2 separate regions of the Homo sapiens genome follow, and region 1 is linked to region 2. Evidence: chromatin loops called from intact Hi-C (ENCODE). Cell type or tissue: mesothelial cell of epicardium. All regions are shown on one strand. Each heading gives the region's core, and the rest is flanking DNA. Links, peaks and the distances in the headings are about the cores only. Region 1 has its middle 310 kb from the start of LINC01648. Region 2 has its middle 300 kb from the start of MATN1-AS1.

Region 1 (6,318 bases), core at 2,343-4,842, 71 kb after region 2:
GAGATTACAACATAGGCAGAAATAAAATATATGACAATAATACAAGTGAGAGTGAATGTAAATAAAATTGCATTGCTATAAGACCTTTTTACAAATAAACTGGTATAATATTAATTTAAGTTAAACTGAGACAAGTTAAGGATTCATATTGACCACTGAACTGGCAAGTGTAAGCAAGACCTCAATGAGCTCAATGGGAAAACAACATGTAAGCATTAGAACAAATAACACAAAGAAAGATAAGTAAAAAATGAGTAAAAGAGCTATATTGGAATCCTAAAACATACTCAGTTTATCCAAAAAGAGGACAGGAAAGAAGAAACAAAGAACAAATGGGCAAGTAGAAAACAAAGATAATAAAGAGAACATAGATACAATACTTGAAATAAGTCAGAAATCTTAGTTTAAAAGACCCAAATATGTTATGTTTACAAAACATACACTTCAAACATAAAGACACAGACAGACTGAGAACAAAAAAGATGAAAATATATATAATAAGCATAAGAAAGCTGGTATGGCTATAATAATACCAGAGAAAGTAGACTTCAAGGCAAAGAGCATAAAAGAGACAAAGAGGAACATATCAAATGGTCAATTTATTAAGTGGACATGCTATAGATGAAATTGTGTCCCCCAACTTCAAATTCATATGTTGAAGTCCCATCCCCTGGTGTGAATATATTTGGACATAGGACCTATAAATGAGGTCAATACAGGTGAATCCCTGATTTGATAGGATTAGTATCTTTATTGGGAGTGACACTGGAGAACTTGCATGTGCTCTTTCCTTTCCCTTAACCCCTTCCCTGTATTTCTCTATCATGTGAGGATGCAGCTAGAAGGCAGCCATCTTCAAACCAGAAACAGAGCCCTTGCAAGAAAACAAATTAACTGGCACTTTAATCTTATACATCGTAGTCTCCAGAATTAGAAGAAATACATTTCTGCTGTTTAAGTTACCCAGTCTGTGGTATTTTATGGCAGCCTGAGCTGACTAAGACAACATAAAAAAATGAAAGAAAGCATGAATCACCAATACCAAGAATTTGTATTTACATTAAAATGATAATAAAGGAATGTTATGAACAACTTTTTGCCAACAAATTCAATAACTCAGGCAAACTCAAGAAATTTCTTAAAATATGTGCCAAAACTAACAGAAGAGGAAATAGAAGTGCTGAGTAACCCTATATCTAATATTTAAATTGAATTTGTAATTAAAAACCTTTTCTGCAAAGGAAGCTCTGGGGCCAGATGGCAAATTCTGCCCAACATTTGTGAAATAAATAATACAAATTTTCCACAAATTCTTTCTGATAATAAAGGTGGGGGCATTTCAAAATTTATTTTGAGGCCAGCATAACTCTGACATCAAACACTGACAAGCACATTAGAAAAAAGAAAATTAACTCAAGAACATGGATGCAAAAACCACTAAAAATTATTAAAACATACAATCTAGAAATACATCATAACCAAGCAAAAATGATCAGGAATTCAAGGTTATTAACATTTGAAAATCAATCAACAGACCCACAACCAACATTATATTGAAGGGGCAAAAGCTGGAATCATTCCCCTTAAAAACCAGCACAAGACAAGGATGCTCTCTCTCACCACTCCTATTCAACATAGTATTGAAAGTCCTAGCTAGAGCAATCAGGCAAGAGAATGAAATAAAGTCCACTTAAATAGGAAAAGGGAAGTCAAACTATCTCTGTTTGCAGACAACATGATTCTGTATCTAGAAAATTCCATAGTCTTGATCAAAAAGCTCCTTCAGCTGATAAACAACTTCAACAAAGTTTCAGGATAAAAAAATCAGTGTACAAAAATCACTAACATTCCTATACACCAACAACAGCCAAGCCAAGAGCCAAATCAGAAAGGCAATCCCATTCATAATTGCCACAAAAAGAATAAAATACCTAGGAATACAGCTAACCAGGAGGTGAAGGATCTGTACAATCAGATTTACAAACACTGCTCAAAGAAATCAGAGAAAACACAAACAAATGGAAAAACATTTCATGCTCATGGATAGGAAGAATCAATATCATTAAAAAGGCCATACTGCCCAAAGGAATTTACAGATTCAATGCTGTTCCTATGAAACTACCAATGTCGTTCTTCACAGAAATAGAAAAAAAAACTATTTTAAAATTCATATGGAACCAAAAAAGAGCCTGACTAGCCCAGGCAATCCTAAGCAAAAAGAACAAAGCTGGAGGCATCACATTATCCAACTTCAAACCATACTACAAGGCTACAGTAATCAAAACAGCATGGTGCTGGTACAAAAACAGGCACATAGACCAACGGAACAGAATAGGGGCCCAGAAGTAAGGCCACACACCCATGACCATCTGATCTTCCACAAAGCTGATAAAAACAAGCAATGGGGAAAAGGTTCCCTATTCAATAAATGGTGCTAGGATAACTGGCTAGCCATATGCAGAAGATTAAGCTGGACCCCTTCCTTACACTATATACAAAAATCAACTCAAAACCCCAAATTATAAAAACCCTGGAAGACAACCTAGGCAATACCATCCTGGACGTAAAAGTGGGCAAAGATTTCATGACAAAGACATCAAAACAATTGCAATAAAAGCAAAAATTGAAACACGGGATCTAATTAAACTTAAGAGCTTCTGCACAGCAACAAAACACAAAAAAACTATCAACAGGGTAAACAGACAACCTCAGAATGGGAGAAAAATACTCGCAAACTATGTATGTGACAAAGGTCTAATAACCAGTTTCTGTAAGGAACTTAAATAAATCTACAAGAGAAAAACAAACAACCCAACTAAAAAGTGGGCAAAGGACACAAACAGGAACTTTTCAAAAGAAGACATACATGTAGCCAAAAAGCATATGCAAAAAAGCTCAATATCACTGATCATTAGAGAAATGCAAATCAAAACCACAATGAGACACCATCTCACGTCAGTCAGAATGTCTATTATTAAAAAGTCAAAAAATAACAGATGCTGGAGAGGTTGTGGAAAAAAAGGGAACAGTTATACTCTGTTGGTGGGAGTGTAAATTAGTTCAACCATTGTGGGAAGCAGTATGGTGATTCCTCAAAGAGCTAAAAGCGGAAATACCATTTGACCCAGCAATCCCATAACTGGGTATATACCCAGAGGAATATAAGTCACTCTACCATAAAGACACATGCACTCGAATATTCACTGTGGCACTATTCACAATAGCAAAGACATAGAAAGAACCTAAATGCCTATTGATGACAGACTGGATAAAGAAAATGTGGTACATATACATCACAGAATACTATGCAGCCATAACAAAGAATGAGATCATGTATTTTGTGAGAACATGAATGGAGCTGGAGGCTGTTCTCCTTAGCAAACTACTGCAGGAACAGAAAACCAAATACTGCACGTTTTCCCTTATAAGTGGGAGCTAAATGATGAGAACTTATGACACAGAGAAGGAAACAACAGACACTGGGTTCTATTTGAGGGTAAAAGGTGAGAAGAGGGAGAGGAGCAGAAAAGATAACTAACGGGGCCTGGGCTTATTAGCTGGGTGATGAAATAATCTAGGCAACAAACCCCTATGACATGAGTTTACCTATATAAAAAACCTTCACATGTACCCCGAACCTAAAATGAAAGTTAAAAAAAGAAAAAAAAAAAAAAGAAAATCAATCATACATAATTTGCCACATTAGTATGACAAAGGATAAAAGCCACATGATCATCTCAATAGATGCCAAGAAAGCACCTACAAAATTCAACAGCCGTTCATGACAAAAACTCTGAGCAAACTAGAAATAAAAAGGAATTTCCTTACTCTTAAAAAGGGCCCCTATGCGAAACCTATAGCTAACATTAGGTATAGCGGTGAAAGGCTGAATGCATTCCCTTTGCTGGAAATGGGTCAAGATGAATATTATCATCACTTCTATTCAACGTTGTGCTAAAGGCTCTAATTAGTTCAATAACGCAAGAAAAAGAAAGAAAAGCTTGAAGTTTGGAAAAGATGAATTAAAACTTTAGTTGTTCATAGATGACACAAGAGTTTTATAGCAAATCTTAATGAAGCTACAAAAAAAGAGCTATCAGAATTAACCAATTTCAGGATGAAACCAAAAGCAAATTTAACATGTTGTCTGTGTGAGCCATAGAGTAAAAATCAATTGATTTGTCTCTCTTTTTTTTTTTTTTTTTTAGTATTTATTGATCATTCTTGGGTGTTTCTCGGAGAGGGGGATGTGGCAGGGTCGTAGGATAATAGTGGAGAGAAGGTCAGCAGATAAACACATGAACAAAGGTCTCTGGTTTTCCTAGGCAGAGGTCCCTGCGGCTTCCGCAGTGTTTGTGTCCCTGGGTACTTGAGATTAGGGAGTGGTGATGACTCTTAACGAGCATGCTGCCTTCAAGCATCTGTTTAACAAAGCACATCTTGCACCGCCCTTAATCCATTTAACCCTGAGTGGACACAGCACATGTTTCAGAGAGCACGGGGTTGGGGGTAAGGTTATAGATTAACAGCATCCCAAGGCAGAAGAATTTTTCTTAGTACAGGACAAAATGGAGTCTCCTATGTCTAATTCTTTCTACACAGACACAGTAACAATCTGATCTCTCTTTCTTTTCCCCACATTTCCCCCTTTTCTTTTCGACAAAACCGCCATCGTCATCATGGCCCATTCTCGATGGTCACTGTCTTTTCGGAGCTGTTGGGTACACCTGCAGAAAGGCTGTCACTTCACACTTGGAAGATTGCACAGTGGCCAGGCAGAGGCGCTCCTCACTTCCCAGACGGGGCGGCTGGGCAGAGGCGCTCCTCACATCCCAGACGATGGAAAAATCAATTGATTTCTCTATGCCAGAGGTTGGTGAGCTATGACCTGTGAGCCATATCTGGCCCATCATCTGTTTTTGTATGGCCTGTAAGCTAAGAATGCTTTTTAAAAACTGTTAAATAGTTGAAAATAATTCAAGAAACAATAATATTTTGTGACATGTAAAATTGTAGAGAAGTCAAATTTCAGTGTTTGTGCCAGGTGAGGTGTCAGAGCCCCAGCAGTGGAGAGTGGTTGGCTCATGGGTTGTAAAATAATTTACTGACAATAGTATAGGTTGGAAAGGGAAGTTTTATGAGATAGAAAAAACAGTGCAGAAAAGTGTAGTGGGGCACCTCAGCAAGAGAGGACTGAGCACGCCAGGTGGATTTTTCCTTAGGGGTATTTATGAACCTTAAAGCAGGAGCTTAAGGGTAATTTAGACCATATTAGTCATGGAGGTCATGGTAAATGATTACATTTGCAGACATTTTGGTGCCTTGACATTAGCAAAGGTTGCACAATGGGTATCAAAAGGCATGCATTCCAGAGGTATATGGAAATTCTAATTACTTATATATCTTGGAGAAGGAAGCCTGGTACCAGATGCTGCATTAGATAATAAGGAAGTCTAATTACTTCTGAATTTCTCCCATAAGGATTTTTGCCTCCGGGTGGTCTGCTTGATGGCCATCTTTGCTCTCCTCAGTTTGTAAATAAACCTTTATTGGAACACAGCCAAAGCTCATTTGTTTACATACTGTCTGTGGCCACTTCCATGCTACAATGGCAGAATTAAGTAGTTGTGACAGAGGGCGTTATGGTCTGCAAAGCTTAAAATATTTACTCTCTGACTCTTTATAGAAAAAGTTTGCTGACGCCTGCTCTACACTTTTTTTTTTTTTGAGATGGAGTCTCGCTCTGTTGCCCAGGCTGGAGTGCAGTGGTGGCAGGATCTCAGCTCACTGCAACTTCCGCCTCCCAGGTTCAAGTGATTCTCCTGCCTCAGCCTCCTCAGTAGCTAGGATTACAGGTGAGTGCCACCACATCTGGCTTATTTTTGTATTTTTAGTAGAGATGGGGTTTCACCATGTTGGCCAGGCTGGTCTCAAACTCCTGACCTCAAGTGATCCATCCGACTAGGCGTCCCAATGTGCTGGGATTACAGGCGTGAGCCACCACACCCAGCCCAACAAACACTTATTTGAAAATATTTAAAAGATACCATTTTTCAATAGCATCAAAAACAAGACATTTAAGCATTTTTCAAAGGTGTCTGACCTGTATTCTGAGTACCACAAATACTTCACAGGAAGATTAAGGAATATTTAAATAAATAAACATATTGCATTCGTGGATTAAAAGATTCAATATTATTAACATGTCAATCCTACCCCAAGTGACCAATAAATTTGACACACATGCACACAAAACCCCAAGCAGGATTTTTTTTTTTTTTTTGGTATAAATCACCAAGCTAGTTCTAAAATTACACA
Region 2 (6,318 bases), core at 1,527-4,026:
ATCTAGCTGACAGTAGAAGAGAAAGGAAATCCACATGTGTTGAGTATAGGCTTCGTATGTTATTACGAATAAATCTATTTCACACATGAAAAATAGAGGCTCACAGAGTCATTTGCCTGAGATCACACAGCCAGTAAGAGATGGAGGCAGGACACAAACACACCTGGGTTCTCTTCCTTGAAAGCCATTCTGGGATTTGGCCGTGTGAGGCTCAGCCTGTTCTTTGGGGAAGCAGATCCTTGACTTTCCTGCCTCTGTGAGCAGGTCTCTGAGTGGCAGCAAGACTCCTCGAAGAGGCAGAAAGCAGAGCTTGCCCTGACATGCCCATCTTCTGAAGCTGCGGGGCTGCTGAGCTAGAAAGATTCTTCTAGAAACTAAATCCAGCTCCAGACTGGTCCTTGGGCAGAATAACACTCCCGGACCAAGCTGGTCAGTTTCCCCAGGTCTGATCCTGTTGGGAAGTGGTGCTGAGTGCTCCACGGTAGCCTTGCCTTGCCTTCTCCTTGGGAGGAACTCCTGCATGGTTCCAGGAGCACTGACTCTGGAGACAGACCTAGCTTGTCCAGGATCTCAACACCACTACTTGTAAGCTGCGTGGCTTTGGGCCAGTTGCCGACCTTCTCTGAGCCTCAGCTTCCTCTGATAGCACCTGCCTTGCTGACTTGTTTCAAGGGTTCAGATGTATGTAAAGTAAGGGTCAGTTACTCTCTCTCTTTCTGTCTAACATCTTTTAATCATCGGAAATTGGCTTCCCTTCATGGCCCTTATTACAAATGGGCCATAAAATATTTTGTGTAATTCCCTGTTTATTGTCAACCTTCCCCAAGAACATCTGTAAGCCCCCTGGCTTGTGAACCTAGGGAGGGAATAAATGAAGGGATGAGTGATAGAATCTCTCTTCCTAACCTTAAACCCTCCCAAGGCTACTGTACTCTGCTCCAGGCTCTTGACTTCTGCATGCTACCTGCCTCCAAGAAAGACATCTGAGTTCTAGAAGAATCAAGCATGGACCTGGGATCACCAGCCCAGACCTCTGGCCCCTCACTCACTCCAGTGTTCTCCCTAGAGGAGAAGGTGGGTGCTCCCACCTCTGCCTTCCCTGCTCCTGCCTGTGAATACAGACACATGTCCCTACCCTCTGAGCACTGAGACGTGCAGCCCACACTACACTGCAGGGCAGGGCACTGGCTTACTGGTTTTAAGGAATCGACTGGGCTGAACCCCATGGGTTTATTTTATTCTTTGAGTCTTTTCCCCGTGCGTGGCCCCCTCATCATTGTCAGCAATGAGAAAACTGAGGAGAGTCCCTGACGTTGGCTGCCCAGGTCTGCTGCAGCTGGAGAGTAAAGCGTTAAGCTTTTGGGGGGACTTTTTCTCACCCTACAGTCTGATTGTGGCTCAGCGAGCCTTCAACAGAGATAGACAGTGTGTGTAAACTGAGGCCTCTGCAGTGCAGCCTGCATAGGAAATTTCATCTTGCAAGATTTCCTGCTGCTGCAACCTGGGGTTGAGGCCTCCAGGAGGCTCTCAGGGTGGACAGAGGGAACTGCAGTTGTCCCTGTCATATCACACATGGCCCTGATCCTAGAAGGTTAGAGCAGGAAGGTGCAGCTCCCCCATGGATTGGTCAACAGCTCCATTCACACCTGCTCTGTGGCGGGACTGTCCCAGGTTTGGAGGCCACATGAATGGGTTGGAGATTGCCTCTTCCTTCAGAGAGCTCTATGGGCTGATGGATGAATCCCAAATCTAGGCTCAGAGAATGGGTGTAACGCAGCCCAGGCCCCACAGCCAGGCAGTGGGTGGGGTTGGGACAGAACCCAGGGCTCCTGACACCCAGGCTGCCCAATCGGGACTTACTATCCAAGGTGCCAGGCCAACATCACGGATCAGGGGACATTTTCTAGGGCGAGATCTTTTCTCCTGATAAGAAGTGTAGGTGGAGACAGAATCAAAAGGAAAAGGACTTGACCAACCCCTGCACATGGAGGTGCCAGGCACCTACTCACTGCTCCTTTTCCAGCTCTATCAAACTCTGCCCTCTAGAAACGCCCTGTACCCGTTAGGAACTTTCAGGTGAAAGCTGACAACAGATTGGCTTAAAGAAAGGTAGGAATTAACTGGCTCAGCTGGCCTAGGCCTGCAGAGGTAGGTCTGCCCAGGCTTCATTTGGCCCAGGGCTTCAGGCTCTGGCCCAGGCCATGCACCCCTATGCTGCTTCATGACTCTGTTCATTCATTCTTATTGTGCCCTTCATCTGGGATTCTCATCCCCACCCTGCTCCCCACCCCTCATCCTCCAGATCCCAGCTGAAGCCTCGCCTTCTGCAAATGTGAAATGAGTTGCTTCTTCTGGGGGTCCCCCTGGCACCTTATTCCCACCACCATTTTGCAGCACCATATGGTCAGGTTTTCTTATTGCACCCCCTCCACCCGCAAAACACACAGAGTTTGCCAGTTCCTTGAAGGCTTCGTCTGGACAAGTCTTAATTAATTTCTCTGTTCTCAGCCTCCAGGTACTGCCTGGTTTAGAGCAAGAGCTCAATAAATATTTGTTGAATTAATGAAAATGTTTGTGTTGAAACATGACTTCAGTGAAGTTGTTTGCATTTTAACAAATGACAAGGCCCCAAGCCATAGGACCGGAGCTCCAGTGGTGGAACTCCAGGCACCAGTAAGCTAGAGACAGAAGCTTTCTCCATTCTTTAGTGCCTGGGGGAGGAACTGGCTGTCTTGGCAGGTGGAATTTTCCATTCATGACTTTCTAGCGCAAAAACAGTCACATTATCTCCTGAAAAACACTAATGTGCGGCGGAAACAAATGCGTTTCCCCTTCAGCTTGCTGGTGGGAGGAAAATTCTTAGCCCTGTTGGATTTCCCTGCGCTGGTTCCAGTTGACAGAACGTTCCTTTCTCACATGCCCATGGTAATGTCTTGGCTGGCTCTCCCTCCATCCCCACTCCCTGACCCCACAGCCTCTGGGCCCCACCTGCCAACCCAGCTCTGCCTGGCTGGGGAGGCTCCCATGTTAATTGGGAGTTGAAAGGAGGCTTGTTCTGCAGTTCAGACATTTCCACATCAAAACCACTGGCCTGGCTGCTTCTCCCCACCTGACCTGGGGCCCATCCTGACCATTTGTGACCTCCCTGGCCCTTCAGCTGAGCCCACCTCATGCCCCAGCTCTGCACACTGAGCACTCTCTCTGCCCTCAAGCTCATCCCCTCCAGCCCACCCTCCGGTCCACCCCAGAATGCCCCTCAGCAGCACAAAGCTGGCTGGTTCCCTCCCAGCTGGAAACCCTTCCCAGGCTCCCAGTGCCCTCAGCTCACAGCCCGTGCAGAGGCACAGACATCAGCCAGGTGCAAACCAGCCACCAGAGGGAAGAGCATGTGCAAAGGCCCTGAGGCTATAGCGGGCTTCACTTGCTTGAGGAACAGCAGGAAGTCAGTATGGCTGTAGGTTGGTGAGTAGCGAAGAGGAAGGGGGACAAGGTCAGAGGGGACAGACATGGGAGGGGCTTGTGGGCCATGCCAGCAGATTTGGATTTTCCTTTGAGTAAGACCGGAAGCTGGGGAGGGCTGGGAGCTGAGAGGAATGGGATGTGCTTTACCTGTTTACAGGTTTCCTCAGGCCTCTGGGAGGCCCATGACTGGGGAGGGCAGGTCCACGTGGAAGCTGGAGGATGGTCAGGAGCCTGGACTTAGCTGTTTCTGCCTGTGGGCCCCTGACCTCACCTCCTCCAGGTATGGGGACCTTCCTCATTCTGTTGACCCACCTCACAGGATTCAGCCCCTACTCCTGAGCCCACTCTGGCCAGGCCCCTACATCCTCCCCAGCCGTGAGCCGACTCTCCAGAACCTCGTGTCTGCCTTATCTTCTTGCTGCCCAGTCCTGGGTTCTCCTTTCCTGACCACAGTCACAGGGCTCCTGAGGCCACCCCCAATACCCAGCTTTCTGGAGCCTCTTATTTGCCTGTGGGCCTAAGAACCCATAGCCACCGGCCAGATCTATCCTCCAATCTCTGCCCCAACTACGCGGGGGTGCCCGGCCCTGAAGTAGCCTGTGAGGGGTGGAAAGATTCAGAGCCTGTGTTTGAATCTGGCCCTGCCACACACTTGCGGTGTGATGTTAGTTAAGTCTAAACCTTTCTAGGTAGCAGTTTCCTTGTCTGTAAAATGGAGAGAACAATACCTACTCCAGGAGAGGTCCTGAGGATGCAACCTCACATACGGGGGCTCCTGGCAGCTCCTGGCCCCCAGCAGACTTTGCACTCACTTTGGTTCCTGTTCTGCTACCTCCTTCCTGGAAGATAAGAAGGGAAGCTCCTTCCCTCAGGTGACCCAGGAAGTCAAGGGGTCTGGATCTGTCCCTGTCTCCCAGAGCAGCGCTCTGGCCATGACAAACTGCTCTGTGCCTCAGTTTCCTCAATTATAAAATGGGAATAATAATCGTGCCCCCCTCCTCCAGTTGATGATGTGGGGACCCACTAGGTTGATCCACATGGAGCACTCAGGACAGTGCCTGGCATACTGTGACCACTCAACCACTGTGAACCGAGGCTCGAGTGTGGCCCCTGTCCCCTCCTGCTCCCCATCTTCCCCACAGTCTTTGAACATCCGGTAGAATTTAACAGCTCAAAGTGCCTCCAAGTGTCAAATTCAACACCCATATTTGGCATGTGGGAAACTGAGGCCCAGGGCAGGGAAGGATCAGCCCAAGGCTGGAGTAGGAGGCAGAGGTGGGACTGGACTTTCTGCCCACAGGTCCTTCTGTTGCCTCCTTTGGGGCACTCTGTGGGGCAAAGCTCGGCTGAGAGGAAGGATTCAAGGATTGAGGCTATTGCAATTATTGTTATTGTTATATCTACAGAAATGACAGCAGATCCCACTGAGAGCCAAGGGCCAAATGGGAGACAGAAAACTCAAGTGTAGGGGGCTCAGAGGAGCTGCTCCCCAAGAGGAGAGAGTGATTCCTGCCCAGGCACTGTCCTTGCCAACTCTCCCCAATGCTTTCCCTTTTTGCCAGCTTATTAATGCAGCTTTCACCCCAATAAACATAAGCGTGGCCTCGCTCACTCTGAACCCTCTGCTAGGCTGAGGGAAGTCCCAGATCCTGTCACCACAGATACCACTGAGTGAGGATCAAATAGAGGGTGTCAGGCATGGCACAACCCCTCACCCACACCATCTCATCCAGTCCTCCCACCCCACAGGGCAGGAAGGTGCAAAGCCCATTTTAGAGATGAGGCAACTGAGTTCCAGGGAGGATACGTCACCTGACCAAGCTCTGTGAAGCAGAAAGTCTCCCTGAGGAGGGAGCTGAGGCTGGGAGGTCCAGGAGCTCACCCAAGGCCAGCCAGCAAGGAAGGAGGGAGCTGGGACCCTAACACTCCATGCTTCTGACCTCAGAGCTGCAGTTTTGAATCCAGGCCCAACCCCCACCTCATCCAGTAGAGGCTGAGCCTCCTCCAGCCCTGATTCCACCCTGATCCCCTTGGTCAGGGCTGGCTGTTGGGAAAGGTTGAGCTTACAGGGAGTCTTTCGTAATTACAAATCAGATGACATCACCCTTGGCGAAGGGTCTTAGGTGTTATTGAGGGGACTCCAGCCTTGTCTGCTGAGGCAGCCTCATGACCACACACCAGCACCTGGCTAACTGCAGCCCAGGGTAACCCAGAGCCCCCGGGAGGATGCTGGTTCTCACGGGGAGCTGGAGCTGCATGGTCTCTTCAGGCCTCACTACTGCCCCTGTGGGGTGCACAGTGGGCTCCACTTTACTCCGCAGAGGCTCTCAGAGGTGAAGAGAGGCCCAAGCTCACTCAGCTGGGGAAGAGCAGAGTCATGGTAGGGCTGCCTGGGCCCAGAGCCCCAAGCCAGCCCCTCTGAGCTCTCATCCGGGGCAAGGCAGCAAGGTGGACACACATGTCTGCAGCCATGCCTGCTGCTCCCAGCTCTCCAGTACCCAGATGGCTCAGCAGCGATTGTTTCATTACTTAAGTCATATCCAGTAATTATTGCTCCTTTGGCTGGACTTTGAGAAATGATCTTAGCCACTGAGGTGGAAGGTGAATGAGGAATTGCTGGAGAAGAAGGAAAAGGGATCATCTTGATGTAAGTCGAGCTGGCTCAGGATGCAGAGAAAGACCTGAGGTCAGAGAGGTCGGCCAGGGGTCCAGGGCAGCGGGCTTCCAGCCCAGAGACTCCATCACTGACTCCTGTATGACTGGGGCAGGCCCATGACCCTCCCTGAGTCTTGACTCTCTCTAAGACACTCCATACCCCCAGCCTCATCAGCCCTTCTCCCACAATATTGGCCATCA

The links. Peaks named below come from ENCODE experiments on the same cell type or tissue, not always from the same donor. Only the 100,000 strongest peaks of a DNase experiment are listed, where the experiment ranks them.
Region 1: it touches region 2 in a loop (12-fold over the local background); 1 of 110 quality-filtered maps calls a loop at or near these places.

What each region holds. Positions count from the first base shown.
Region 1 is chr1:30,344,890-30,351,207 of GRCh38, reverse strand. No RefSeq gene overlaps it. Among named protein-coding and RNA genes, the nearest start is that of LINC01648, 310 kb to the right of the region's middle. RefSeq lists a silencer at 5,200-5,400. In mesothelial cell of epicardium, for the core only: no CTCF peak of the experiment used is centred there; no DNase peak of the experiment used is centred there.
Region 2 is chr1:30,414,830-30,421,147 of GRCh38, reverse strand. No RefSeq gene overlaps it. Among named protein-coding and RNA genes, the nearest start is that of MATN1-AS1, 300 kb to the left of the region's middle. In mesothelial cell of epicardium, for the core only: no CTCF peak of the experiment used is centred there; DNase peaks (open chromatin) are centred at 1,807, 2,827, 3,377 and 3,847.